Regions from separate parts of the Homo sapiens genome. Here regions 1, 2, 3, 4 and 5 are each linked to region 6. A link is a contact called in ENCODE Hi-C or POLR2A ChIA-PET data. All regions are on one chromosome and are shown on one strand. Each heading gives the region's core, a stretch centred on a gene start or an enhancer-like site at or near the end of the contact. The rest is flanking DNA. Distances are from core to core; before and after follow the strand shown. Region 1 holds the start of SLC27A4 (solute carrier family 27 member 4). Region 2 holds the start of ODF2 (outer dense fiber of sperm tails 2). Region 3 holds the start of URM1 (ubiquitin related modifier 1). Region 4 holds the start of FNBP1 (formin binding protein 1). Region 5 holds the start of SPTAN1 (spectrin alpha, non-erythrocytic 1). Region 6 holds the start of PTPA (protein phosphatase 2 phosphatase activator).

Region 1 (4,692 bases), core at 1,539-4,038, 770 kb after region 6:
AAGGCTGGGCCAGGTACTCACAAGATATCGCGCCTGATGGTCTTGATGAAGACCCGGATGAAGCGCCAGCCGCCAGATCCCAAGTAGAGGAACAACAGGGAGAATCCCACCTGGGTCCAGGGCAGTTTCAGCACCAGCTTGGAGAACAGCAGCACCCCCACCAGAGAGGCTCCAAGCAGCATTGTGGCCTGCGGACACAGGGCAGTTAGTGGACCCAAACACCCAACCCTCCAGGTCTCCTACCTCCCAGCCCAGACAGCCAGGCCACTGTGATCCCAAGGGGACAGCCTGTGGTAAGGCTTAGCCATACTGAGTTGGGTGACTGACCACAGGGGTCCCTTTCCAGGCTTGGCCTGGAAGGGGCAGGCTAGGGGCTTGGCACTTGAGGTGAGGAATTCCAAGAGTGAGAAGCAGGAGGCTGGTTCTCGTCTCATAGTCCCATCTCTGCCCACCATTCTCCAAGTGACCTTGGGCAAGACCTTTTCACATTTTAGACCTTAGTATCTGCCCTCTGTGCAATGGGTGTAGTGAGACGTGTTCTTTTTTTTTTTAAGTTTTTAAACTTTTTATTTGCATATTAAAAAAACTGTGCATTCCAATAATTAAAATCATTTGAACAAAAAAAAAAATGGCACTCTGATTAAACTGCATTACAGCCTGCAGGACACCTTGGGCCAGCCTGGTTTTACTCTAGATTTCACTGTCGTCCCACCCCACTTCTTCCTTCACCAACAAGCAAGTTCTTTCCTTCCCTGCCAGCCAGATAGACAGATGGGAGAGGCAGGCGCAGCCTTCGTTGTCAGTAGTTCTTTGATGTGAAAGGGGCAGCATAGTCATTTAAACTTGATCCAACCTCTTTGCATCTTACAAAGTTAAACAGCTAAAAGAAGTAAAATAAGAAGGCAATACTTGTGGAATGTACAATGCATATTGGCGGTGCACGCCTCATTACGATTCGCTTGCTTGCTTCTCCTGTTCAATCGTTTCTTTGGAAGGCAGTGGATTTTTCTCTTGCATCTCTGTCTTCTTCAGTTTCGACTTATCGAATTTCTCAATCTCAGCCATATCGGGTTTGTCAGACATGGTTGCGGAGGAAAAGCGGAGCGAGGCATGCGAGAACGAGCGAAGTCTGGTCTGCGCAGTGGCCACCACCGAGTTGTCCTGAGACGTGTTCTAAGAGGCTTTTCTAGCCAAAACATGACAGTTCACTCTTCTGACATCCAGGGTCCCTAAAACCGGATGGCCTGGGGGTGGGTACTGACTTAAGAGCCTCTGGCTCGCTGGCAGTGGTGGCTCACACCTGTAATCCCAGCACTTTGGGAGGCCGAGGCAGGCGGATCATGACGTCAGGAGTTCGAGACCACCCTGACCAAGATGGTGAAACCCTGTCTCTACTAAAAATACAAAAATTAGCCAGGCATGGTGGCACACACCTGTAACCCCAGCTACTCAGGAGGCTGAGGCAGAAGAATTGCTTGAACCCGGGAGGCGGAGGTTCCATTGAGCCGAGATTGTGCCACTGCACTCCAGCCTGGGAGACAGAGCGAGACTCCGTCTCAAAAAAAGAAAAAAAAAGTCTCTGGCTCGACTCCCCACCCAGAACCCAGGGAGGTTCTGTGGATGACCAGGCCAAGTCAAAGGGGCAGCTCCCTGGAAAAGGAGCCCTGCTTGGTCCCTGCCCATAGACTCAGGTATCGCAGTGCGTCTGTTGGTCTATAGAGGGCGACCCAGAAAACGAGTTAGAGCCTGGAAGTGCTTGAAAGGTGACCGCCCAGGGGGCAAAGCTGATTGAGGGAGGCGAGGAGGACCTTGAAGACACCACCACCCATCACACAGACACACACAGCCACTCGGATGAATCTTTGGGGTCTAGGGCTTAGGGGAAGGCGAATGACTTGACTGTGCTTCAGGGGCTGGGTTGAGCTAGGACTCTTGGGTTCTATTCCTGGAGCTTTGAGGACTCGATCAAGGGGACATCTGATGGGACTGTTTTTCTCCGAGTTTTCCTGTTCTTGGGAGTAGATGAAGGTCACAAATGTGAAATGGCCTGAGAGCCTCCAAGCCAGGAAAAGGGAATGGTCTGGACCACAAGAAGCCCTGGGAGACCATCTCCCCCTCCCCCTCGCGAAAAGCAAAAGCCGGGGGCGGGGGAACTGAACCAGAGTCCTCAACCCCAACGCCAGGGTCCAGGGTCCTCAGATCTCTGGCCTCCCATAGCCCGCCATAGCAGAGGGGCAGGAACCTGTCCTGGAAGGCTGGGGCAAGAAGAGGCCAGAAGAGGGTGACTAGTTCCCTCGGGCCCCTGTCCCGGGTCACGCGTGCCGCCCTCGCCCCTAGACAGCAAGGTAACAGTGCGTCTGTCGGGGAAATAGCGCCGCAGGGCGCGCCCCCCACCTGGGGTCCGCACCGCCACCTCGCCCGACTCGGCCTGGCACATGTCCCCACCCGGGAACCCACCAGCCCGGTCTATGCTCACCCGGCGTCGGCTCCGCCGCGCGGCGCCCCGTCCAGATGCGGCCCGGTTGCAGCAGCGTAGACAGCGTGAGGGGCATTAGCCGCCCCTGGACGCACGGAGCCGGGTCTCAGCAGGGTTTAGCCGGCTCTGCGCCCTGCATGGCCCGGCCGCCCCGCCAGCCCCGCCCGCCGCCCGGCCCCGCCCGCCGCGCTCCTACCCCGCCCGCCTCCCGCACCCCAAACCTGCTGTGCCAGGCCGCAGCACCGCCTGCCGCACCTTCCCCGAAGCCGGCAAGCCACAGAGCCGGCGGCGCAGCGCAGCCCCAGCGCGCCTGACGCCGCTCGGCCCCAGCCCGCCCTGCTCGCGCAACGGCTTCGGGCGGCGCCGCCGCGCGGCACGCTGGGAGTTGTAGTCCACGCCGCGCGGCCCCACCCAGCCGAGGAGACCCCCGAGTCCGCGAGGAGACAGGCGGGCTTCACCCCGGCCCTTCCTCCCTGCCGACCCCGGCCCTTGCCCCCTGCTGTCCCCAGCGCCCGGATGTAGGAAGAGCACCCCAGTCCACACCACAGCCGAAAACCCGGAGCACGCTCTCGGGCCCCGGCCGAGTTCAGCAAACACCCAGCACCACACCTAGAAGCTCGCTAAGAGGGCGGTTTCAGGCAGAGGTGAGCGGGGCGGCCGGGTTCCGCAGCCGGCTCTGTGGCGCAATGGATAGCGCATTGGACTTCTAGCTGAGCCTAGTGTGGTCATTCAAAGGTTGTGGGTTCGAGTCCCACCAGAGTCGAATTTTGATGGCTCCTACTCCCTGACTTTCACCTGCGTGTTTTAAGGACTCCAGGACCTATCTAACAAATAAGGTTCAGAACGAAAATCATAAGTCACACCCAACTTTGCTGCGACACAGCCATAAACCTGGTGTCTAGGTGACTACGAGAAATCCTTTCTCGTACCATGGTGTCTTGTGAGCAGCCTGGCACACCTGTTGGCACAAAGGACACGGATTTGGAGGCCCTTAGTTAACTTCACCATCTATGATCTCTGGTCCCTGCAACAAATCAGTTAACCTATATTTGTCATGCCACCCTTATTTGTCATGCCACCTCCAGAGCCATAGGCGAGTGGCCAGATTCTCGGCCCTGTTGGGACTCTTGGCCTCTGAAAAATTGGTTTCTTGTTAAGTAACCATGTTGGGCATCCACAGTTGCCACTTGTCCTTAAACATTAATAGATCCCTGGGAGGCTGAGGCAGGAGAATTGCTTGAACCTGGGAGGCGGAAGTCGCAGTAAGCCGAGGTTGCGCCACTGCACTCCAGCCTGGGCGACAGAGCAAGTCTCCATCTCAAAAAAAAAAAAAAAAAAAAAAAAAAAAAAGATTCTGGGACTGGCGTGGTGGCTCAAGCTTGTAATCCCAGCACTTTTGGAGGCTGAGGCAGGAGGATCACTTCAGCCAGGAGTTCAAGACCAGCCTGGGCAACATAGTGAGACTCTGCCTCTACAGGAAAAAAAAAAAAATTAGCCAGGTAGCTCTTGCTTGTACTCCCAGCTACTCAGGAAGATGAGGTGGGAGGATTGCTTGAGCTCTGGAACTTGGGGCTGCAGTGAGCTGTGATTGCACCACTAAACTCCACCCTGGGCAACAAAGTAAGACCGTGTCTCAAAAAATAAAAATAAGCTGGGCACAGTGGCTCATGCCTGTAATCCCAGCACTTTGGGAGGTTGAGGTGGGCAGATCACATGACGTCAGGAGTTCGAGACCAGTCTGGCCAACAGGGCGAAACCCTGTCTCTATTAAAAATACAAAACTTAGCCGAGCGTGGTGGTGCACGTCTGTAATCCTAGCTACTCAGGAGCTGAGGCAAGAGAATCACTGAACCCGGGAGGCAAAGGTTGCAGTGAGCCGAGATTGGGCCACTGCACTCCAGCCTGAGCAACAGAGCAGTGAGAGCCTGTCTCAGAAAACTAATAATAATAAAAATAAAGATGAAATTTTGGTCTGATAAGGATTTGGACCTATTTCTTCTGGAATATAGGGTGCCTCCTTTTGGGGACTTGAGTAAATTCCAGCACCACATCCTTCATGGGTATCACCATCAGGAGGCAGAATGTGCAGTGGTATGGGCATGAGCATTGAGTTCGCCTTCTCAGCTGAAAGGTCAAGATTCATTTTGTTCTTACATATAAAAAATGGGACATACTAATTAATAATACCTCACAGGGTCAGCGTGGAGATTTGTGGG
Region 2 (4,907 bases), core at 1,384-3,883, 660 kb after region 6:
TGTACAGCTCCATCACCAGATCTGCAAAGACAGCCAAATAAAAAAAAAAAAAAGAGAGAGAGCAAAAGTCTATTTGCTCCAAAATCTTTCAGCAGTATATCCAAAAAGTCCAGGATGGGAAGGGCCTTGGAATAACCATCTGATCCATCTCCTGGCCTTTTTTTTTTTTTTTTTTTTGAGATAGAGTCTCGCTCTGTCGCCCAGGCTGGAGTGCAGTGGCCCAATCTTGGCTTACTGCAACCTCTGCCTCCTGGCTTCAAGCAATTCTCCAATTCTCCTGCCCCAGGCTCCTGAGTAGCTGGGATTACAGGCGTGTGCCACCATGCCCAGCTAATTTTTTATGTTTCTAGTAAAGACGGGGTTTCACCATGTTGGTCAGGCTGGTCTCAAACTCCTGACCTCAGGTGATCCACCCACCTTGGCCTCTCAAAGTGCTAGGATTGCACAGGCATGAGCCACCGCACCTGGCCCCCCAAAGTGGGGGGAGATCAGAGAGGCTGGAGCGACCAGGGGGTGGCAGGGAGGGTGGGGCAGAGACAGGGAGGTCCAAAATTATCATCTTGCCCTCTTTACAAACACTTGGGGAAAATAATGCAACATCAAAATGCAAGGAAAAAAATACTTGAGCACTTTGGTATGCGTTTTGCTGTATATGTATTACATCGTGATTTTAAAAAGAGGGGAAAAAAAAAAAATATATATATATATATAGACCTCTACTGATCCTTTAGCCAAGGAATACCAAAACTGAGAAGACAGGCTTTTTTCCCTAATCATTTAGAACATTGTTCACGTAAAGCCAATAGCTTTGGGAAATCTCTCAGTGGGTTTCTTGTCAAACCACCTGGATTCCATTATCTTGCTAACTGCCACATCCACCTCCTACGTGTTATTTATTTACACCTCGACTCCCTTCAAAAAGGCTCTGAACCTAGTACTCTATTATATAAAGACAACAAGAGTGACCCTGTTTGCTTCCAGGAAGCTGTGACATCTGGGGAGGGAAGGAGCGAGGGAGGTAGAGCTAGGATTGTGTATACATTTCGTTCCCCCTTCCCTTTAAAAACGATTTTTAAACGTTTTGGTCCAGACTTTCAGCAAACACAATGAGGAAGCTGGAAGCCTCAGGCGAGCCTGCCCTGGGGACCCCTGGCCACCTTTCCCTGCCCTCCGGCGCAGGCGCCTCCCACATCGGCAATACCTGGGGGAGCCGCCTGAGGATGAGGCAGACATGGCTAGGCATCAAAGCCGCAAAGGTGGGCAATTGGGTCAGCAGGCTCTGCTCAGGGGGACCCAGAGGGGCAGGCTTGTCAATGAGCCTCTCAAGGGGCCCGGCATCAAACGTCCTCTCTGAGGGGAGAAGGGTGGAAGCTTTGGGGTTGGCAGTTGGATGAAAACTTGGGAGGCGCTCCTCTACTGTCCAAGTCGCACAGCAACTGTCCTGCCAAAGTAGGGGGAAATAGTAGAGGCTGAGCGACCTGGGGGCAGAGGGGAGGAAGGGGAGGGGACGGGGCAGAACCGCGAGGGAAAGGACCACCGCGCCCGGGTCCCACGCGGAGGACTGCCGGTGGCTACCGGGGGAAACCTGAGGCGCCGGCGGACGTGCGGAGAGGGCGGGTGAGAACCGCTCGGCCCCAAGTGGGCCCCAGAGGGCCAGAACCGCGCAGGGAGCCGCGGGGATGCTGGGGCGGGGCCGGACAACTGTCTCCTAGGAGAAGGGGCGTTACGGAAGAACAGATGCCCGAGAGGACCAATAGTGTTTAAAGGAGGGAGGCGCGGAGGTTGCACGGGCCCCGGGCGCCCCGCCGCGAGGGAAAACCGAACAGAGTTCTGAGCAGGATAGACGCCGGGCTGGGAGGGGGCGGGCGGGACCCCCCCCCGCCGGGCGAGGGCCCTGGCAAGCCGGAGACGGTGCCCGGGGGACAGCGCTGCCTACGGAGGGCGTACAAGTGACTGCCATGTGGAGGCCCGAGGAGAGGACGAGGCGGTCGGGGCGATGCCGCCGACGGGCAGCAGAGCGAGGGAGAGCCTCTGTCGGCGGAGAGAAGGGACGGCCACCCACCAGCAGGCAGGAGGGTACCGGTTTCTGCCCATAGAGAGAAAGGTGAAGCCCTGCCCGCGGGCGGCAGAGGAGGGGCAGAGCCCCGTGGTAGCCAAGAGAGGAAGGAGGCGGCCGACCGCCCGTTAGCGGGAGGAGGAGAGGCCCCGCGCCGGTGGGCGGGGCGGGGGCCCAGGTTCTGACAGGAGGGGGACGAGCGCAACGCGGCGGGGAACCCAGGACCCGACGGCCCCGCGGGGTCGACCGCGCCGGGGGTGCGAAGGCGACGGTCTCGCCCGCGGTGCCCCGGAGGGCGCTGGATCCCGCCTGCCGGCGGCCTCTCACCAGGAGCGACACGGCTGCGCCCAGAAACGCCGCCTTATGAAGTCGTTGAAGTCGGAGGCCAGGGTCGTGCCATGGAGACGCCGCGGCGGATGCAGTCTGGCTCTGGCAGCGGCTCCTCCCCGCTTCCGCCTCCTTTTCCGACACCCGGTCGGCAGCTCGCCCATTGGCCAGTTCAAACCCCCCCGGGAGCCGCTTGGGTTTCGCCATCGAGGCCCAGCCCCTAGCGTCACAGAGATGCCCCGCCCCGCCAGAAGGGCCGCCCACTTCCGGGCCACGCGTCCCGTCACCAAGGAGACGTGCTACGCGTCCAGCGGGCCTGGCCGGGTCTCGCCCCCCATTCAAGGCCTTTCCCGCTCGGCCCTGTTTCCCCTGCCTTGGATCCTCCCGGATTCCCCTCACTCAAAGGAGCGTACGGTTCCGACGCCCTCCCCTCGGTACCCACCAGGAAACTAGGCTCACAGAGGACCCATGGAACTAGTTATTGGGAGCTGCACACTGCCTCCGAAAATCCAGCCCTGCCCCTAGTCCACTATTAATGCGGAGATGGAGTCGGCTTCTGCGCATTCCCCGGCCTCTCCCCTGCCCACATCGCCTCTGTCTTGGCCCCAACAGGAGAAAGGGTCGGCATTCCCCTTGCTGTTCTGTTCACTACCTTCCTGCACTTTTTTTTTTTTTTTTTTTTTTTTTTTTTTTTTTTTTTTTGAGACAGATTCTTGCTCTGTTGCCCAGGCTGGAGTGCAGTGGCGCGATCTCGGCTCACCGCAACCTCCGCCTCCCGGGTTCACGCCATTCTCCTGCCTGAGCCTCCCGAGTAACTGGGACTACTGGCGCCCGCCACAACGCCCGGCTAATTTTTTTTTGTATTTTTAGTAGAGACGGGGTTTCACCGTGTTGGGCAGGATAGTCTCCATCTCCTGACCTCATGATCCACCCGCCTCGGCCTTCCAAAGTGCTTGTATTACAGGCTTGAGCCTCCGCGCCCGGTCTACTACCCTCCTGCACTCTCTATGCCGCTCTGTGTACAGACCTATTCTGATGAGGTCCTTGCTGGTCCGCCATCTTCTCAATTATGCTTCACTGTCAGCCAGTCAGGGGAGGTCTGTCACGTGGCTCATAATGCCGCCCTGGAATCTGGGAGACCTGAACCACCTCCGGGCCAACTGGGCCACAGTCCCTTGACCTTTCTCCAGTGACCCCGCAGCACCTTAGCCACACAGCTCCAGGGTCACACAAGTGTTTCACCTGCAATCCTAAAGTCAGACTCGCAAACAAAACCTGCTTTTCCGCCTCGCTTTCACAGTATACTGCATACTGAATTTGTTCTGTAATGTCAGGGAGCTCCCCAATCCCTTGATCCATTCATTGTCTCTCTGTTGAATAATTGATAGATTTCCTAATCCTCATTAACCATTTAAGACTGCGGTGGCTCACGCCTGTAGTCCCAGCACTTTGGGAGGCTGAGGCAGGCGGATCACCTAAGGTCAGAAGTTCAAGACCAGACTGCCCAACATAGCGAAACCCCGTCTCTACTAAAAATACAAAAATTAACCGGGCATGGTGGTGTGTGCCTGTAATCCCAGCTACTAGGGAGGAGGAGGCAGGGAGAATTCCTTGAACCTGGAAGGCGGAGGTTGCAGTGAGCCAAAATCACCACTACACTTCAGCCTGGGTGACAGAGTGAGACTCTTGTCTCAAAAAAAAAAAAAAAAAAAAAAAAGTATATACAGGTTCAAGGAAAAGAGGACAGGAAAAGGAGGTCCCGGTCCTCCTGGGGCAGGCAGGAGATGGTTCCCAGAGGTGATGGTATTGGAACTGAGCCATGAAAGGTGAGTGGAAGTTCGCCAAACAAGCAGCAAAGGGAATTCTAAACAGACTGCAGTAGGTACACAGGTACCACATGCAGGTACAAGAGAATACTGCATATTCTATGAAGCATCATCACTGCAGTCCCTTGAAGTGTTACAGGGCCAGCGATGAGAGAAATCCTGCCAAAGTCAGCAGGACCAGACTATGCAGCGTCTGATAGGCCAGCCTAAGGTGTTGGACTTCATCCCTCAGAAGCCTGGAAAACCATGAGAGGGTTTTCAGTATTTCACTCTAGGCTGGGCGCTGTGGCTCACACCTGTAATCCCAGCACTTTGGGAGGCCGAGGCAGGTTGATCACTTGAGGTCAAGAATTTGAGACCAGCCTGGCCAACGTGGTGAAACCCCGTCTCTACTAAAAGTACAAAAATTAGCTGGGCGTGGCAGCCGGCGACTATAGTCCCAGCTACTCAGGAGGCTGAGGCAGGAGAATCACTTAAACCCAGGAGGTAGAGGTTACAGTGAGCCAAGATTGCACCACTGCACTCCAGCCTGGGCGACAGAGCGCGACGCCATCTCAAAAAAAAAAAAAAAAAATAGTGGCCAAGCGCAAAGTGGCTCAAGCCTGTAATACCAGCACTTTGAGAGGTTGAGGCAGGCAGATCACCTGAGGTCAGGAGTTCCAGACCAGCCTGGCAGACATGTGGAAACCTCATCTCTA
Region 3 (4,762 bases), core at 1,835-4,334, 740 kb after region 6:
TGCAGCAGCTGGGGTGGGGGAGGGTGACAGGCAAGGGGCTCAGGAGTTGGGGGTCAGAGAAGAGGGATGGGAACTGAAGGCACTGGGACTTAGGCAAACAACCAAGACTGGCCAAACCTGGTGGTGCCAGGCTCAGAGGCCGAGGCTGTTTTTCCCTTTACAAGCGGATGAAGGGAGAACCAGTCTCGCTCAGAGAGTGACCTGTCACTGCTGAATTCACTGGCCCTCAAGGGAGGGGTTGGCATTTCTGCTGTCAGCACATCTGGAGTGGGGGAAGGTGCATGCCCAGCCTCAAGAGTGATTCAGGGAGGCAGACAAGGGGCCTGTTCTAGCCCAGGAGAGACCAAGGCCAGACTCTCTTATGTCTTATAAGATCTGCTATTCAAACTCAACTGACATATCTCCATCTTCCTTCAACCCCCCCAATTCTTGGTGGATGTGTTTGTAGATACCAGTGACAGGTATAGATATTCTCAAAACCACCTTCACCTTTTCTGATGTATCTTCATCTTTTAATCTTCTGTATATACACATACATATACACGTATATATATATTTTGTTTATTTACTTCCTCTCCACCTGCTGGGCTGCAAGCTCTGCCTAAAACAGGGCCTGGCACATGGTAGACACTCAACAAATATCTGCTAAAGGAAAGGAAATGCCCATTTCTCCCAGTTCTTCTCTGACCTCAATGACATTCCCTCCTTTTGCCAATACCTCCCCAACTTGGGAAGGAGGAAGAGGGGTGGGACGGAGAGAACTCCATATCTGGGCCTTTACAACATGGACCACAGGGACACAAAACACAACTATATTACATACTTTGAATCCTGCGTGACCTGAGAAAACGCTCTGCTGAGAACAATTCAGGGGGAAGACAAAGGGTGGCAGACGTGGTCACTGACAAGAAGGAAGGTGTTAGAGGCCTTCCAGAGGGTCTCTGGAGGAGCTGGTGGGGCCAAGAGGACTACATCTGCTCAGGAGGGAGACCCTTCCAGAACTGGAGTGGGAGTGGGGCCACTAAGGGACAAAAGAGAGAAAATGAAGGGCGTGTTAGCCTTTGCAAATTTGCTCCAGTTCTGGATAAGGGTGAATCATGTCTGCTAAGATACATAGGAAATGAAAGAAAGGTCAGGGCAAAAACGTGCATCAACACAAGGACAAAGAGAGAAGGAACCTGGGTTGAGCATCATGTTGGGCATTCCTGAGAATGCTGCAATTTTCATGGAACGCTGTGCTGTGACAGGAGGTGATAGAAGGTGGGTGGGTGGGTGGGTGGGTGGAGGAATGTTGTCCTGCCTTGCCAGGGGTCATTATTGCTCTTGGAGGTAAGGGAGACTGAAGTTAGAGATGATTGGGTCAGAAAAAGGGCAATTGTGCTGGTTTGTAAGCTCTGGAGAGCAATGGCCCCATCTTCCTCACATGACTTCCCCACTGAGCTAGCACAGTACCTAGCAGAGACATTGTTGATAAACAAAGACCATGTCTGACTCATGAGGATGAAAGGCAAGTTGTCTGCAGATAAATCTTCTTTTTTTTTTTTTTGGTAGAGATGAAGTCTCCCCATGTTGCCAAGGCTGGTCTCGAATTCTTGGGCTCAAGCAGTCCTCCTGCCCAAGCCTCCCAAAGTACTAGGATTACAGGCATGAGCCTCCATGCCTGGCCCAGATAAATCTTAACACAGCAGTCTGTGGCTTCTCTCTTTCCAGCTCTGCTGAGGCCTGTCAAGGAAGCAGGGATCCTCCTAGAATCCCAGGCTTTGGGGAGTGTAGCTGGGCCAAGGGTCAGTGAGGCAAAACAGTGAGGAGTCCAGACCAATACAGTTCTAATTGGATCCAAGCAGCCAGACAATATCAATTAAAATGCACTTAGTCATGAGACTTACCCCCCTTCTAAGGGGCAGAAATGCTGAACGCTGTAGGGCACGGACAGACTTCTATTTATCTTTGTATCCTCAGTGTCTGGCTTGCTGCCCGGCACATGGTAGGCACTCAATAAATGGCTGGTGAATGAACTACCCAATTAAGGGAAAACATGAAAGAAATGGGAGGCATCCAATGAGAAGAAAGGCACTGGGCAGAGGTTTTAGATTCCCATCCCAGACTTTTCCTGTCACATAGACCTTGGCTTATCTACACACACACAGGCACACACACACACCTACCTATTCCACACACACACACACACATCCCTACCTATTTCCTCTTTTCCACGTGATACTGTAAAGTACACCACCCATCTTTCAAGGCCTGTTTCTTTGCCTTCTCTCTAAGCTCTGCAGTTTCCCTCAGCTTTGAAACCATATGACAAACCTGTTTGTAGGAAGCACAAATAGTGCCTTGGGTAGACTTCCTCCCTGCTCTGTGTTTCTTCAGTAACTGGTGTGTGTCCCAATCTCTGCATTTTTCATCTTGTGTATACTATACTGTCCCTGTTAGTTCCCTTCAGTGTGATTTCTTATTTGTCCCCGTGTCTCCACCTGACTCCAGTTCTGCAGAAGGCAATCAGCAAGTTTACTGACTGTCCTGAAGGAGGCTCAGGTCTGTTTACCATCCCCAAGTCTTAGGAAAGAAAAAGAAAAAAGTCCCGCCCTGGCCACTACATCCCACGAGAAACAAGACCTTAATAACAGTGTAAAAAGAAACTGCTGCCCAAAGAATGAAATCAGCGGGTGGAGGGTGGTCCTTCTAGGTTCTAGGAGCTCAGATGCCAAACAGATGGGATTGGTCCGAGATAGGAATGGAAAAGAAGAGAGAGAGGCTGCCTGCTAACAGTCACGACCTCCGACTCCGGCGGAGCACAGGGCACCGAGTGGTACACAGAGAGCATTTCCCTCCCAATGTGCGCCTCTATTTCCGGACAGACGGCCTCACTGCCAAGAGAGACTGGCCTCTCAGACTCTCCTAGGCGGGTAGCGTAGCTCACAGCGGGCACTGGGACACCCAGTGATTCGGCCGTGTCAGGCCCCACGGCAGAAGGAAAGGAATTCTGGGCCCGACGACTTCAATCCATCCCCACGGCGCCCCAGCTCTGTGACTCACCCGAACTCCACCTCCACTGACAAGGGCGCAGCCATGTTGAGGAAGCCGAGCTCGCAGGAAACTCCCCTCAACTTCCGGCGCGCCCGCAAATTTCCGGGCGTCTCCGGGTGCCGCGGACGGAAGAGGCGGTGCCCAGGGATCCAGCTTCGTCAGCTGTTGGAGGAAGTCATCGAGGGGAGGGGAGGGGAGGGGAGGGCAGCGGAGGGAAAGGGGTGGCAGAGGGACTATCACCGGCGCTGTTGGGGCTGTGAATCGGTCTCCTTCCGTCTTTCACCGACTGGGCTCAGAGACCCAGGGTGGGAAGCGCCTTGTACGGGACCACAAGCAGGCGGAGGAGAGCCCCCAGGTTTTTTGCGACGTGACCGTGAGCCACGTAGCTGCTTATCTTGCATGAGTTAGAATCTCTTCAGTCTACACACCGCTTGGGCCAGCCCATCTACTCGTCTGGTTGGAATTATAAATGACTCCCAGATCTTTATTTCCGACCCAGAATCTCTCCTGAGCGGGCGACTCGCTATCCAGCCGCCCCCTTTGCTGTCGATTTGGAAGTCACTCGTTCAACAGCTGTTCATTGCGCCTCCCTGTGCCAGGCATTTTGATCGGTGCTAGTGGTAAAGGGGATGGGCAAGGTTCCTGCCTTTAGGGCACTCACAGTCTAGCGGGGAGACTAACTGTAATCAAATAAGCATACTAAGACATGTACAACCTCAAACTTAAATAAAGGAACTGAAGTTATAGGAACTTCAAAAAGAAAACTGAGTAGACTGGACTTGCTGGGCTCTAAAACCTGAGTAAACTAGGTGGCTGTGAGGGGAGAGAAACCTCTAGGAGCATTCCAGTGAGGAGGACAAAAGGCCCAGAGGCTCTGGGTGAGAACATGCTGGAACATGGAGAGGAAGGTGGAAGTTAGGGAGCCTGACTTTCATCCATCTAGAGAGGGAGCTGCAAAGGTGCTCAGGGGCCAACCCCTGCCTTGTAAGCAGGTAAACATTTCAGTCTCTAGGAGCAGTGGGAGACTACTGAAGGGTTTTGGGAGACAGTGACATTTTAGAATTGTGTTTTAAAATATAATTTCTGGCTGCAATATGGAGAATGATTTGAGGGGAATAAGGAAAGAGACACGGAGACCACTGGAGCCTGTTGCAAAAGCTCAGGGCAGGCCGGGCGCGGCGGCTCAGGGCAGGCCGGGCGCGGCGGCTCACGCCTGTCATCCCAGCAATTTGGGAGGCCGAGGCAGGCGGATCACGAGGTCAAGAGATCAAGACCATCCTGGCCAACATGGCAAAACCCTGTCTTTACTAAAAAAATACAAAAATTAGCTGGATGTGGTGGCGTGCGCCTGTAGTCCCAGCTACTCGGGAGGCTGAGGCAGAAGAATCGCTGGAACCCGGGAGGTGGAGGTTGCAGTGAGCTGACATCGAGCCACTGCACTCCAGCCTGGTGACAGAGCAAGACTCTGTCTCAAAAAAAAAAAAAAGCCCAGGGCAGAAATGGAATGAAGTTGGCCAGGCACAGTGGCTTATGCCTGTAATCCTAGCACTTCGAGAGGCCACGATGGGCGGATCACGAGGTCAGGAGTTCAAGACCAGTCTAGCCAACATGGTGAAACCCTGTCTCTACTAAAAATACAAAAATTAGCCAGGCATGGTGGCAGTCTCCTGTAATCCCAACTACTCTGGAGGCAGAGGCAGGAGAATCCCTTGAACCCAGGAAGCAGCAG
Region 4 (4,340 bases), core at 109-2,608, 930 kb before region 6:
AGCGATCCTCCTGTCTCAGTCTCCCAAGTAGCTGGGACCACAGGTGCATGCCACCATGCCCAGCTAACTTTTTTTTTTTTCTTTTTGTAGAGACAGGGTCTTGCGATGTTGCCCAGGCTGGTCTCAAATTCCTGGCCTCCAGCCATCCTCCCACCTGGGCCTCCTGATGTGCTGGGATTACAGGCGTGAGCCACCAGACCCGGGTTAGCTCCACCTTTTAATGGAGGAGAATGATAAGCAGGTTGAAAATGGTGGGGTGGGATTGGAGAAATGCATCATCGTAAAATATTTTTTAACTGGGGGCCCATGTTGGGAGTCGCACGGTTTCTCAGAAAAGGATCCAGTAGTAGCATTAACCGAGGGAGAAAGATAAGCTGTGGGGAAAGGGCTAGTGATTCAGGAGTTGGAATTCCAAACATTTTCCATAGCTTGTCAGGAACATTTGTGCAGACCTTTGGATATATAGAGAGGGAGTCCGTCTGCTGATAAAATGAGCGCTGGGTTTACCAACCTTCGGCCTTGGCCCACCCCTGATCCTCACCGCCGGGCAGTGAGATGGACACGTTATTTGCCTCCATTTGGTGGACTGCGCTCTGCGCTTCCAGAGGTGGAGCAATTGTCCGCCTCCGCCCGGCCAGCACGTGCGGGAGGCTGGATTTGAACCAAACAAGTTATCTGTGTACCCCACGCCTTTGCTTTTACCCACTAGGCGGTAACGTGATTTCACGCCTGAGAGTTTCTTGGCTGAACAAGTTGGAAATCACTGGTTTCAGAGATTGGAAATCACTGGGTGCACGCCCCTGGATTCTTTCCCTAGCCACTCGAGGCCGTCGCGCTTGCCTCGACGTCTCTATTCGCACAGCGCGCAGTTACCACCGCCCCACTCCCACCGCGCCAGCCTGCGGGACTCTCGGGCTTCCCTCGGGCGGTGGGAAAAGAGCCTCCCGGGCTGACTCTGCTCGGCGCGCATGGCTGCCAGGGGAAAGTATTGTCCTTAAATCCAGAGCGGCGATACGCGCAGGGGAGCGATCTCAGACCGCGGCGGAGCATCGGTGATCCCAGGGCCTGCCGCGTTCCAAGGCAAGCGCTAGTACTGCGAGCAGACAGTGGTCACTAAGAAGTCATTACCAGATTGGCAGGGGGAGTCCTAGGGATCCGGGTCCCGCCGTCCCTCACACCTCCCTCCGCGTCCTTCCGGACCCCAGGGCGACGCGGACCCGGCCGGGGGAGCCCGGGGGAGGGGGCCGGGCCGGGGTGGGGCGGGCGCGCGTGCGCGAGCTGTCAGACCGGCCCCGCCCCTCCCCTCCCGCCCCTCCCCCGCTCTCCGGGTGTAGGGCGGGCGGGCGCTGCGGCGGCCGCGGCTGCTGCTTCCTCGGGCCATTTTGCTGTGGAGCGGCGGGGAGGAGGAGCCGCCGAGGAGACCCCGGGCGAGGAGCTGCGAGCCGGAGGAGGCCGCGCGGACTCCGGGCTTTCCGCCGTCGCGGGGATCTCGGGGGGCAAAGGGATCGCCGGGGAGGGGGACCAGAGAGCCGCGCCCGCCGCGCGGAGCGCCCCTTCGCGTCCCCTGCACCATGAGCTGGGGCACCGAGCTCTGGGTGAGTGAGGGGCTGGGCCCGCGGGCAGATGCGGGGCGCGCGCTGCGTTTCCCCGCGGCCTGGGGAGGGGGCGCGGGCCGCGCTGCTGGGCGGAGGCGAGGGCGCGCTGGTCGGGGTCCTCGCGGCCTGGGGAGGAGGCGGGGTTCCAATGCCCCTCGTCCGCCTTGGCCCGAGCAGGAGGTGCGGGCCGGCTTGTCCTTCGGAGGCGAGGGGAGTTGGTGCGGGTCCCCGGCGGCCTGAGGAACGGCGCGGGCGGGCCTCCCTGTCCCCGGCGCCCCGGAGCGGGCCGTGTGTGTCGGGCCGAGCCCTAATCCCCCGGGGCGAGCCGCGGATGCCCGGGGAGGGCCGGGACCGGGCGTGGGGGCGTGGAGGCCCCGGCTGCGCGGCGCTGCGTTGGGTCTCGGGGCGCCCCGGCCGCGAGTTCTGTCCTGGCTCCGCGGAGGCGCTGGCGGATCGGGCACTTCCCCGGGAGCGGGGCGGCCGGGGCGAGCGCCGGGGGTCGGGTTTTGGGGTGCTGGGGCGAGAGTGCGGTCTTCGCTCTGGAGGCGAGGACTTCTGGCCCGTGGCGGCTCCGGGCGCACTTGTTCTTTCGGGGTAGCTCAATCCTGAGTGGGATGTGGGCACTGCGACGTCTGGTCTGGAGGGGAAAGTGGGAGTTAGGGAGAGATCTTACGTGATCTACCTCAGGAAGAGGCGTTCGCGGGGTCAATGATCTTTAACGGTTGCTCGGAGAATAGTTTCCAGTGGGGAAAGTTGGCGGTGAGGGGCGCCTTGCGGGGATGCTTGGCCGGGGGATGCGCACGGTAAACGGGCAGCCCTCAGGGCTGAGGGCCGTCCCCGGAAAGGCGAGGGGCTGGCTGTGGATGGAGCTCTTTTCCTGCCGTCCCCGGATTCCTGGGGAAATCACTGGGCAGGGGATGGGCAGTGCGGCGGCCCGGGAAGGAGCAGACGAAATCTCAGTTACTGCACTGAAATGCCCTCAAGATGAGCCATTTCCCAGGATGAACTCTAAAGTGCCTGAACTACCTTTTGGAATTCTATTTGCAAAGGGTGTGGAGGAGAAAGTGTAGGGTGGTGTTGCTATCTGAGATGAGGCCAAGAAATCTCATATCAAAATAAAACAAGGTTAGAGCAATTACAGAAACAGAGCACATCCTCCCTTGTTTTTTGTTTTGTTTTCTTTTGCTTTAATTGTTTTTACATAACCATTTGTTAGGTACAGAAGCAGCTACGGTTGTTATTACCAAAATCCTGAGGGCAATAGCTCCCTTAAATTAAGATAATTCATTTTATAAACATCTTCTGCCTAAAAGGGATTCATGACAAAATTTCCGCTGATGTTTACAAGTATCCATTTTGAAAATAAAATAGTTTAAAATATTTGCACACACCAGTTTAGGCAAAATCTATGACTTTGAGTACCGTATTGAAGTTTCTTTCCTCTTCTAATCCTTCCACTCCCTTTAGCTCTCTTTAGCTTATCTGGGGTGGGGAAGCAAATCAGAAGTAATCTTTGTCAAGACAGTAGAAATTGTGGCACAATTTTTTTTTCACTTGTTCAGACAGGTGGATGGAATTATGGAGGGAAAATGTACAATATATTTCTGAGTGAAATAGGGACCGAACACAATACCTTGGTGGACAGTTCAGTGATGTTGGTGAATGGGATAGAATATAATTCCAAAGAGAGGCAGTGGCTATGAGCAAAACTGCTAAAACAGCGGCAATTGCTTGCATTATTCTGTACATTTCTTTTTGAGGGTGCAGAAGTGGGAAGGAAGGCAGGGTTAGGAGTGATTGAAAATAAATGAGAGAGGCCGGGCGCAGTGGCTCAGGCCTATATTGCCAGCACCTTGGGAGGCTGAGTCGGGAGGATCTTTTGGGCCCAGGAGTTCAAGAACAGCTTGGGGAATATCTGGAGAGGCCTCCTCTTAAAAAAAAAAAAAAGAAAAGAAAAAAGAAAAAAGAAAAAAATAATAAATGGGAACTGGAATATATACAAATATTAATGATATGAAATCTTATATTTGCTTCACAATAATTTGGGTTGTTAGTAGATGGGAGATAGTGAGACAGAGTTGGCCATTATTGAAGCCAAATGCTGAGTACAGAAGTATTCATTACACTATTCTTTCTAGTATATATATTTGACATTTTCTACAATAAAAATAATTGGAAAATAGTTTTAAAGGAGAAGGATGTGAACTATTTGTAATTTTTTCACTTGACAATTTTATGAGGAAGAATGAATCAGTTAACAGTTCTATATATGCAAGTGTATGGCAATGAGGAGTTTTTAAAAAGACATTCTTTTTTTTTTTTTTTCTGAGACGGAGTCTTGCTCTGTTGCCTGCCCAGGCTGGCGTGCAGTGGCGTGATCTCGGCTCACTGCAGCCTCTGCCTCCCAGGTTCAAACGATTCTCCTGCCTCAGCCTCCCAAGTAGCTGGGACTACACGCGCCTGCCACCATGCCCAGCTAATTTTTTTGTGTATTTAGTAGAGACGGGGTTTCGCCGTGTTGGCCAGGCTGGTCTCAAACTCCTGATGTCAGGTAATCCGCCTGCCTCAGCCTCCCAAAGTGCTGGGATCGCAGGCGTGAGCCACCACGCTTGACGTTAAAAAAGACATTCTTATGAGTACCAGCATTTGCCTTTGAGTAGCTTACAGTTTAATATAGGAAAAGGAATGAACACATGATTGTGCTACTAAGAGAAATGCAAAATCTAAGTTTTCAGGTGAAATGCA
Region 5 (4,442 bases), core at 834-3,333, 560 kb after region 6:
ACAGATGAGTGCGTAACTAGTGGGATCCCTGCATAGCCCACGGAGGACTGATTACAAAGGCAGGCCAGCCTTGAACACACTTGTCCATTCTTAGTGTAGATTCAGCAGTGACAGGACATGGGGGACTATTCCTGAGATCCACTTTTCAGGATCTGCAGTTGACCCCCAACTTTGGATGAAGGCAGGTAAGAAAAAGCAGAAAAAATTCTAACCCAGGGAACCAAAAGACATACTTAAAACAGCTCTCCCCATGTGCACCTCTTCATCATATTGCTTGACAGGCTTACACTGCAGCCTGTGACATACCAGATTTCTCCAATTATTAGATGACTACAAAACACACTGCCAAGACCAAAGCATATCAGAGAATCAGTTACTAGGCTGATGGTTTGCCATAAGAACTGCTTCACACTTGTCCAGGATGAAGCAAAAATCCTCCTTTCCAGTCTCTCCATCAAGGTCCCTGGATAACAGTTAACACACTTTGAGGGTCCCTTTGAGTAATTATTGGCCCAGTTACTAAAAAAGGCTTATTGTTAATTTCCTGCACAGAGGCCTTTACTGCAGCACTTTTTTTTTCCTCCGCAGCACATTCAATTTGACCTTTCAAAATCTAAGACATTAGTTAGCTGCAATGAAAGGGAAAATAAACGACTAGTTAAGGAGTCGGAACCTTGACTCAATGGCTTCATATAGCTGAGTGTTCCTCCTGCTATTTCCAAGATTTTCTGTTTCCTGGCTCCAAGACACCCCCACCCTTCCATCTTTGATACATTCTGTTTTACTTAAGGCCAATTGCTATGACGACGCAATTTCTCAACACATTATGAAAATACTTCATATGGCCTCTCTCCTGTTCTTCCCGAACAGCCATGATGGTAAGTTTTTCTAAAATAACATGATGAAGACAGAACAAAGGGCTTAAATATTTTAGGATCTATTATATAAAAGAGATCTGATTAGATGTTGGAACAGTTCAAGCATCATCTCAACCCAGCTTTCTGAGCTATTTAGGCTTTTCATTTAAAACATATTCAACTTTTAACAAGGCGCTTATTTAAAATATATTTTACTCTAGTACATCAGAGACTTTTGAAAGCGATGTTCTAGGGGAAGCGTCTAATCAAATTCTCAGGGACAGCTTTCAAACAAAAGACTGTTCTATCATTCAACAGTGGTATGGTAGAATTTTTGACACTGTATCTCGACTCGAAAGACCCAGTCCCAGGAAACACACACACAAACAAGAACGCTAAGCTATTAAGTTATTTGATTTGAGCCACATACCATGCAAGCACTGCATTTACCTATTATTTACAAGCAAATCACAACTAGGAAGAAAGAAAAATGTTTATTACAAGGAAAGAAAAGGAGACGGCCAGTCTCAGACCCTTCTGCGTTCAGAGAGACGGCAGAGATTCGCCATGCAGGATGAAATTAAGGTCAGAGAGCCGTTTACGCTATGCTCGGGCTCCCCGGGCTCTTCCTCCCTCTACGGCTGGCCGGCATTGCTGGTGCGATTCGGAAGAACGAGCTGCAGAAGTCGCTCCCGGCCGAGGGAAGGGACCGGGGGCGGTGCGGGGAGCGTTCTGCAGGGAGGCGGCTGGCGAAGATCCCGACGAGGGAGCCCCCACCCACCTGCCGCAGCCGGATGGGGCAGGGCAGGGCCGCGCCGCAGCCAGGCTTGGGGGTGGTTGGGAGGGACCCGGCGGCCTCGCGCCCCCTCCCCCCGTCAGTGACATTCCAGCGGCGGCGCCGAGCCTCGGCCCGGCTGCTCCTCCGCAGCCCACGCGCCACAAAAGCAGCGGCAGCGGCTTCCCCCACTCAGCCGAATGGAGGCAGCCCCGCGGCCCGCCCGGCTCACCTGTCCGCGCGCCGGCCCCGCCCCGCCTGAAGAGCTGCCCAGCTCCCACCCGGGGGTCGGCTGCCCGGGGCCCCGCTCCCTCCCGGAGCTCCCCGGCTGCCCCTCTCACCGGCTCTCGGGGGGTGAGGGGCGTGGGTGCGTCGGGCCGAGGGGTGCTGAAGGACCGAGGAGCCTCCGCGGCCTCCGCTCCACACCGTTCACTCCGCAGCGGGTAGTGGCGGCGACGCGCGCGCCCCGCCTCTTTTATAAGCGGCTACGCGCGCTCCCGCGGCGGGCGGGCGCGAGCGCCGGGGGAAGCGCCCCGGCGCTGCGCGAGGGGTGGGGGAGCGCGCCGGCGGAGCAAAGGGGGCGGTGCTCCCGCCGGCTCGCCGCCCGACCGCCCGGCGGAAAGGGCCGAGCGATCCCGGAAGGAGCCGAAGCGACAATGCGGGGGAAGAGGTGAGCGAGGGGCGGGCCGCGGGAGGATGGGGAAATGGGGCGCGCGCAAGGGGTGAGGGGTGATGGTGCAGTGAGGTCACTGCCTACGCCCTGGCGGTAGAGACGCTCCCGCCTCACCTCCCTCCCCGCAGCTTGCGCCCCGCCACCGCCCGCCCTGCGGACAGTCGTCTGCATCGCACCACTCCGCCCTGGGAGCTCTTCCAGGACTGCGGAGAAGGGCGGGGCGGGGGTATCGCTGCAGTCTGGCTGGGGATGCTGCGCGCCCCGGCCGGAAAAACGCCCAGTCCCAAAGGGTGAGATCACCCGAGTGCGTCTCTTCCTGCTCACTTTCCCGAGGAGGAGGCTGGCGCTGGGGTCCCAAGTCAGCCTAATTCGGTGGGGGCTGGGGTCAAGAAGACGCGGATGATTTGGGGCCCCGGGTTTGAGGAGGTGGTGAGAGGAAAAGGCCAAATCCGAATCAGAAAAAAAATTAAGTCGACTAATTTGGGGCATAAAGCTGTCATTCTGGGATTTGGAGAGTTAATTTCTTATGTTCTTGGAGATTATGGGGGAGGAAACGGCAGCGGCAAAATAATAATTTCTTACATTCCTGCAACAAAAGCTTTCTCACAGGTCGCCAGTGGAATAGGCTACATTCATCCTATTTCATAAACAAGACATTAAGGTTCTTTCTGGCACAATTAATCGAACTTGCCTTGTGTACTAGGCACTATGCTAAGTATTTCGTGTTACCTTTTCATTTCTTAATCTTTGCAATAATTTTATGAGATGTTTTCCCATTTTACAAATGGGCACTCTTACATAATGCTCATGTAGGCTAAGTCTCTTGGCCCAGGTCAGGCAGCTACCAATTGGAAGAGCTAGGATTTACATCTCAGCAGTCAGAACCTTCCCTTTGCAACCGTATGTGTATTGCCTTCAAATAGGAAAGGGAGGCATTTTGATGCGGGTGGCTGCTGGGGTGCAGAAAGAGAAAAATAAGATTCTCAGAATTTCTGATACTTAAAGTCCTAGCAGTTTAAGGTCCTGGCTCTAAACTCTGTAGCCAGAAGCCCTGGATTAGGAAGCCCTTTCCCTATCCCCATTCCGGTGACAGCTGGGCCGCAGCCACTGGGAGTAACACCCAGATCATTCCTGTGCAGTCAGGCAGACGGGGAGCTCTGCAGCTTAGGAAGGCTTCAGCCTCCTGGTTACCAAGCAGCTCTCCTCTTTAAATAAATATAAAGTCATTGGACACTGCACCAGAATCTGGGCCCAGACCTGGCCCTGAGCTTCCTGGCCCTCTGCAGTTTGGCTTCTTTCCCCGTGCCTGGGACCTGCAATACGGTTTCTAAGCTGTCCTGGCTGTAGCCATGATACTGAGGAAAAATTTCCCTACCCACTCACTCCATTGGAGTGGAGAGAAAAGCAGTGACCACACCCCAGAAGCTGCTTTAGAGAATCTGTGTAGGAGAAACGTAGGAGCTGAGAGGCATTTCCTGCAATCTTCTATGTAGAGAAAACAGCGCTGAGCAACTCCTCCCTGGAGTGTGCATTTCTGAGAACAGCTGATGGTATCCGTGGCCTCTTCTCCAGCAGGTTGCAGTAAAATGTTTGATCAGATATTCAGCTCTGGGTACAAAATGGCTAACACAATTGTAGCTCCCTAAAATTTCCAAGACCTTCTGCTCCAGCAAAGAAAGCACCTTGGGACTGAGGGGCAGGAGCTGTTCAAAAGGGAGGGTTTTTCTATTAAATCACCCTGGCCCCATAGTGAACTGGGGGTTCTGCTGCTTTTGCTGGATGCAAAATGGAGACCTAAGAGAGAGCTCTGTATTGATAGAGAAACTAAAATCTTATTTGATTCTTTGTGTGATCTGAGACATGACCAAGAAACAGTATCCCCAGCGCTCTCCACCTCCCACCCACTCACCCTGCCTTCTCTGCACTTGGCACTTGAAACCAGCCATTCTTCACTGTTCTGTTGTCTGCCTACCTCACCTCCCACCAGTTTCACCATATGCCTAACACCCTAGTAGGTGTGGAAAGCTGGGGGAAAAAACAACAACAGAAAAAGCACAGGACAGTGTAACGACTTTGTAACCAATCAACTCCATGTTCTCAGTCACACCTCTCCTGGCCTCCTAAAAAGCAGAGGGTT
Region 6 (4,819 bases), core at 1,665-4,164:
ACTTCTCGCCGGGCGCGGTGGCTCACGCCTGTAATCCCAGCACTCTGGGTGGCCAAGGCGGGTGAATTACTTGAGGCCAGGAGTTCGAGACCAGCCTGGCCCACACGGCGAAATCCCATCTCTACTAAAAATACAAAAAATTAGCCCGGCACAGTGGTGGGCGCCTCAGCAACTCGGGAGGCTGAGGCACGAGAATCGCATGAACTCAGGAGGCGGAGGTTGCAGTGAGCTGAGATTGCACCACTGCACCCTGGCCTGGGAGACAAAGTGAAACTCTGTCTCAAAAAAAAACTAAAAAGAAGAAGTTCTTTCCAGCTGTTCCCAAAAGTTCTGTTTCAAATTTCAAAAAAGGACCACAACCAGGGACCTGGCTGTTTCCAGCCACGGATAACCTCCCTGAGCACAGCTCTCTTTCAGGGCACAGGTTCTCTCTCCTCCCACTCCCCACCCCCACTCATCTTCAGGGACACATTCATCTCACTGATAACAGTGGTTGCCTTATATCTCCTATCTCCTGATGTCCTTACCAGAACTTTTTCTTTTTTGAGATGGAGTCTAGCTCTCTCGCCCAGGCTGGGGTGCAGTGGCTGGAGTGCAGTGGAGCAATCTCGGCTCACTGCAACCTCCGCCTCCTGGGTTCAAGTGATTCTCCTGCCTCAGCCTCCCGAGTAGCTGCGATTACAGACGTGTGCCACCACACCCAGCTAATTTTTGTATTTTGAATACAGACGGGGTTTTGCCATGTTGGCCATGGCTGGTCTCGAACTCCTGACCTCAAGTGATCCGCCTGTGTCGGCCTCCCAAAGTGCTGGGATTACAGGTGTGAGCCACTGTGCCCGGAGTCATCACCAGAACTTCTAAGGCTAGCTTGTTCAACCCACAGCCCAGGACAGCTTTGAATGTAGCCGGACACAAATTTGTAAACTTTCTTAAAACATAGGCCAGGCACGGTGGCTCATGCCTGTAATCCCAGCACTTTGGAAGGCCGAGGCAGGAGGATCACGAGGTCAGGAGTTCGAGACCAGCCTGGCCAATATGGTGAAACCCTGTCCCTATTAAAAATACAAAAATTAGCCAGGCATGGTGGCGCACCTGTAGTCCCAGCTACTCAGGAGGCTGAGGCAGGAGAATCGCTTGAACCCGGGAGGCAGAGGGTGCAGTCAGCCGAGACCATGCCACTGCACTTCAGCCTGGGGGACAGAGTGAGACACTGTCTCAAAAAAAAGAAACACAAAACCATTATGAGATTTTTTTTTTTGCGACTTTTTTTTTAGCTCATCAGCCATCGTTAGTGTTAGTGTATTTTATGTGTGACCCAAGACAATTCTGCTTCCAATGTGGCTTAGAGAAGCCAAAAGAGTGGACACCCCGGTTTTTTTTTTGGGGGGTGACGGAGTTTCACTCTTGTTGTCCAGGCTGGAGTGCAATGCCGCGATCTCAGCTCACCGCAACCTCTGCTTCCCAGGTTCAAGCGATTCTCCTGCCTCATCCTCCCTAGTAGTTGGGATTACGGGCGTGTGTCACCACGCCCGGCTAATTTTGTATTTTTAGAAGAGACGGAGTTTCTCCATGTTGGTCAGGCTGGTCTCGAACTCCCGACCTCAGGTGATCAGCCCGCCTCGGCCTCCCAAAGTGCTGGGATTACGGGCATGAGCCACCGCGCCTGGCCTGGACATCCTTGTTCTAAGGGCACACACCCAGAGGTTTTGTACAAAATAAATGTCTGGTTTTGAATGTCCTAAGAAACGGAACCCAGCTCTTTGTTCACCTCTTTTGTGGGGCATGGAGGGGATGCCTTTTCTGATTTTCAACATTTCTCCCTCCTGAGACCTTCCCAGGGACCCCAACATTGGAGACAGGATAGCAAGAATATCAAATGCTTTCAAAACATTAGCTGTGTTTGGTCGGCCAACCTATTTGCCTCTGTCGGGAATGTAAAAGTTATCTATGGCCAGTCCTTCTTAGTTCAAGGTAGGTCGGCAAACAGCCTTCTCCTTCTGCACAAAAAGGGTCTCTAAGATCCTTCCGTAGCACCTCCATCCCAGTTATTTAAGATGAACTAAAAAGAGGCTACAAGGTAAATAAGAGTTACCGAAGGAGATGCCGGAGAGACTAACCTCCTTGCACAACCAGCCTTTTAAAATTAGGGATTTAGACACCACGGGCAGTTTCCCTCAATAAATTCTCAGGCACTGGAACCAGAGAGTAGGAGGATGAGGGGTGAGCAGGACGCGGAGGCCGAAACTGGAGGCGAGGCGGGCGCAGGCCCACGGAGCACCACCCCATCCCCTAAGCAGCGACTAATAAAGACGGCAGCCTCCGGAATCACTTTCGCCCCCCTCCCTGGCAGCTTCCCCACCGAGTCAGCAGCTTACTTAAGCACGCGCTGCCCAGAGATGCAAAAGGCCCCCTTATGACCACGGCGCTGCCCACCCAGCATTCGGGCAGCCTGGACTCCCACAAAACCCAGAGTTGCGCCCCAATCACCACCCCTTTGCAGCCCCTGGTTCCCTCCCCAGCGGCGCCCCACCACCCACCTCTCCCCTAAGGCCATTCAACTCAGTCCCTCCTCGGGGCCCCTCAGCTTTTGCCCCTCCAGTTCCTCCGTGTCATGACTCTCGCCCTCCTGAGCCTCCCACACCTGGCACCGCCCCCACCCTACCCGACCCCGGCCCGGCCTGGCCCCGCCGGCCTTACCTGGCGGCGGCTGCCGCTCGCCCTCAGCCATCTTGCTCCGGCCAGGAGCCGACCCGGATGCTTGCAGTCCCCTCTCGCCTTTCACTCTTGCACCCACCCTTCCTCTCCCCGGCTCCACCAAAGGCTCCGAGCTTCCTGAAGACAAGTGAGCGCCGGCCGGCTATAACCGAAAACCGAGAGTTAAAGTCACCACAGCGAAGACGGCCGCCATGTCGGTGCGGGGCGCTCAGGGAGCAAGCCTATTAACGGCCGGCGCGCGGCGGACGCGCGGAACCGGGCGACGGCCATGTCAGTGCGGGGCGCGCGGGGCGCATGCGCGCCAACGGCCGCCAAGCGCTAGGACCGCTCACGGCCGCCCGAACGTCGGGCGCCGCGACTGCCACGATTGTGCGGGGCGTCAAGTTTGGGTTGTGCTCAGCCATGTTTTTCCGGGACAGTCTCCTGTCCCGGAGTACCACCTGTCATCTTTGTGGGTGGTACTGACCCTAACCCAAGGAATATTAGAGGACATTCCCCGGTCAACATGGTTGTGTTTTCCTATCACTCTAAGAGTTAGGCTCAAGGACACCAGACGGAGTTGGAAAGGTGCACACCACTACCTCCAACAGCTTAGAAGACATGTGGGGACAGGGGAGAGACAGCTGGACGGTGACCTCCTCCTTCCTCCTCCACAGGTCTCAATGACTCGCCCTCGGCCCTGCCCCTCTGTCCCCGCCCGCCGTGGTCCCGCCCCCGACTCGCAGCCAGCCTACTGCGACCCGCTACCGGGCGACGCCCCGCCCCTCCGTCCCCGCCCCTCCTGTCCCTCCTCAAGGAGACTCCGCCCCATCGATGCCCCGTCCCCGCCCCACAGCCAACCTCCCGGGCACCGTTGCCCGCCCGGGGCCCGCTACCGGCCCAGGCCCCGCCTCGCGAGTCCTCCTCCCCGGGTGCCTTCCCGCAGCCCGCTCGGCCCAGAGGGTGGGCGCGGGGCTGCCTCTACCGGCTGGCGGCTGTAACTCAGCGACCTTGGCCCGAAGGCTCTAGCAAGGACCCACCGACCCCAGCCGCGGCGGCGGCGGCGCGGACTTTGCCCGGTGTGTGGGGCGGAGCGGACTGCGTGTCCGCGGACGGGCAGCGAAGATGTTAGCCTTCGCTGCCAGGACCGTGGTGAGTGCGGCGGATCCCGGGCCTGAGGGCCCTGGACGGCCTGGGCGGGCCGTGCGGTTGCGTCCGGGAACGGAGACCGCGTCCTGCGGCCGCTGTTCGACCCGGCCTCCAGCTGATGGGGTGGGGTCAGGCGGGCGTCCCAGGTTTGGCAGAGCAGGAGATTGGGGCGCAAGGTCAGAAGCGGGATTAAACCCACGTCCTGGAGCATTCAGTTCCAACGACCCAGGAAAGACAAGGGGGACCCCGGCTTCAGTTAGCACCCCCACCCTTAGACCCAGAGACAGGCCGGTAGGGGAGAGAGACCAGGAGCATCCAGACCCTAGCTCACTCTCCCAGTTATTCTCCGATTGACACACCCGTCGCACGCTTAGGCCAGAGCCACTCCTCCGACCCTGTCCAGTTGGTCACACTCCTTTGGTTTATCAGACGGTCCCTGGGGAATTGTGTGTGGCCAGAGAAACACGCGGAGGCATCAAGCTAGAAAGGCCTCAGAACTGGCAGGTGGCAGCCCCATGGTCTCCCTCCCCTCCAGCCCCCTTCCCCACCCTGGCTGTATCCTTCCCTCCAGCCCCCTTCCCCACCCTGGCTATATCCTCCCCTCTAGCCCCCTTCCCCACCCTGGCTATATCTACCCCTCAGTCCTCCCCGGTGAGCAGCCCGGATGCTAGCCTAATTTCAGTCCCTTCCGTCCCTGATCCAAGCATATGTTGCTGGTGTCTCACTCTGTCTCAGACACACACTACGGGGCCAGAGGGCGGAGGGTGCATCCAGGCTCAGGCCTAGAGGCTCTTTTAGGTGTTGCAACACCCTGAGCCTCCACCGCACCCTTGTCACTGTCTCCCAAGCTGCATCCATCCCACAAACAGCCTCTAGATCATCCTCCAGGACCATCCGACTGGACTGGTTACCTTCCTGCAGGGAAACTGAGGCAAGGAGGGACTTGCCCAGAGTCCCCTGGACCTGCTCATTCAAA

What was found. Hi-C counts contacts between places; a loop is a spot of excess contacts on that map. ChIA-PET counts read pairs that join two places held with the same protein, here RNA polymerase II (POLR2A). Pooled maps may share reads with other maps.
Region 1: a pooled map shows a loop between it and region 6 (11-fold over the local background). The contact joins the promoter of SLC27A4 here to the promoter of PTPA in region 6. A Hi-C loop is called at or near these places in 6 of 50 pooled maps.
Region 2: a pooled map shows a loop between it and region 6 (23-fold over the local background). The contact joins the promoter of ODF2 here to the promoter of PTPA in region 6. A Hi-C loop is called at or near these places in 4 of 37 single-sample maps with no recorded cell type and 9 of 50 pooled maps. POLR2A ChIA-PET finds 5 or more read pairs at or near these places in 2 of 52 experiments (A673 and activated CD4-positive, alpha-beta T cell).
Region 3: a map of PC-9 shows a loop between it and region 6 (13-fold over the local background). The contact joins the promoter of URM1 here to the promoter of PTPA in region 6. A Hi-C loop is called at or near these places in 1 of 168 maps with a recorded cell type or tissue (PC-9) and 6 of 50 pooled maps. POLR2A ChIA-PET finds 5 or more read pairs at or near these places in 1 of 52 experiments (B cell).
Region 4: a map of naive thymus-derived CD4-positive, alpha-beta T cell shows a loop between it and region 6 (5-fold over the local background). The contact joins the promoter of FNBP1 here to the promoter of PTPA in region 6. A Hi-C loop is called at or near these places in 3 of 168 maps with a recorded cell type or tissue (B cell, Right ventricle myocardium superior and naive thymus-derived CD4-positive, alpha-beta T cell), 2 of 37 single-sample maps with no recorded cell type and 9 of 50 pooled maps.
Region 5: a loop to region 6 is called in a pooled map, with 26 times the contacts of the local background. The contact joins the promoter of SPTAN1 here to the promoter of PTPA in region 6. A Hi-C loop is called at or near these places in 2 of 168 maps with a recorded cell type or tissue (breast epithelium and naive thymus-derived CD4-positive, alpha-beta T cell) and 8 of 50 pooled maps. POLR2A ChIA-PET finds 5 or more read pairs at or near these places in 3 of 52 experiments (GM12878, PC-9 and activated CD4-positive, alpha-beta T cell).

What each region holds. Positions count from the first base shown.
Region 1 is chr9:128,338,623-128,343,314 of GRCh38, reverse strand. SLC27A4 (solute carrier family 27 member 4) reads right to left here and starts at 2,788. Exons shown (of 13, transcript NM_005094.4): 1 at 2,477-2,788; 2 at 22-188. The coding sequence starts at 182. It overlaps TRR-TCT3-1 (tRNA-Arg (anticodon TCT) 3-1), which reads left to right and starts at 3,149; the gene lies at 3,149-3,239. It also overlaps the pseudogene TMSB4XP4. RefSeq lists an enhancer at 1,446-1,625 and silencers at 2,262-2,661, 2,732-3,141, 2,770-3,411.
Region 2 is chr9:128,453,732-128,458,638 of GRCh38, reverse strand. It overlaps ODF2 (outer dense fiber of sperm tails 2), which reads right to left and starts at 2,633. Exons shown (of 21, transcript NM_001351578.2): 1 at 2,384-2,633. The coding sequence starts at 2,547. RefSeq lists enhancers at 1,352-2,087, 2,681-2,730, 2,088-2,823, 2,861-2,950, 2,824-3,560 and 1 more and silencers at 1,481-1,530, 1,741-1,890, 1,921-2,020, 2,151-2,460.
Region 3 is chr9:128,369,696-128,374,457 of GRCh38, reverse strand. It overlaps URM1 (ubiquitin related modifier 1), which reads right to left and starts at 3,084. Exons shown (of 5, transcript NM_030914.4): 1 at 3,043-3,084. The coding sequence starts at 3,077. RefSeq lists enhancers at 2,886-2,985, 3,049-3,912, 3,913-4,762.
Region 4 is chr9:130,040,207-130,044,546 of GRCh38, reverse strand. It overlaps FNBP1 (formin binding protein 1), which reads left to right and starts at 1,358. Exons shown (of 17, transcript NM_015033.3): 1 at 1,358-1,595. The coding sequence starts at 1,572. RefSeq lists silencers at 1,096-1,655, 1,836-1,995, 4,039-4,088.
Region 5 is chr9:128,550,228-128,554,669 of GRCh38, reverse strand. It overlaps SPTAN1 (spectrin alpha, non-erythrocytic 1), which reads right to left and starts at 2,083. Exons shown (of 57, transcript NM_001130438.3): 1 at 1,974-2,083. It overlaps LOC101929270 (a long non-coding RNA gene), which reads left to right and starts at 2,257. Exons shown (of 4, transcript NR_188457.1): 1 at 2,257-2,302. RefSeq lists silencers at 1-120, 1,670-2,439.
Region 6 is chr9:129,109,510-129,114,328 of GRCh38, reverse strand. It overlaps PTPA (protein phosphatase 2 phosphatase activator), which reads right to left and starts at 2,914. Exons shown (of 10, transcript NM_178000.3): 1 at 2,698-2,914. The coding sequence starts at 2,728. CRAT (carnitine O-acetyltransferase) reads left to right here and starts at 3,536. Exons shown (of 14, transcript NM_000755.5): 1 at 3,536-3,846. The coding sequence starts at 3,820. RefSeq lists silencers at 2,601-2,650, 3,341-3,780 and enhancers at 2,178-2,718, 2,651-2,930.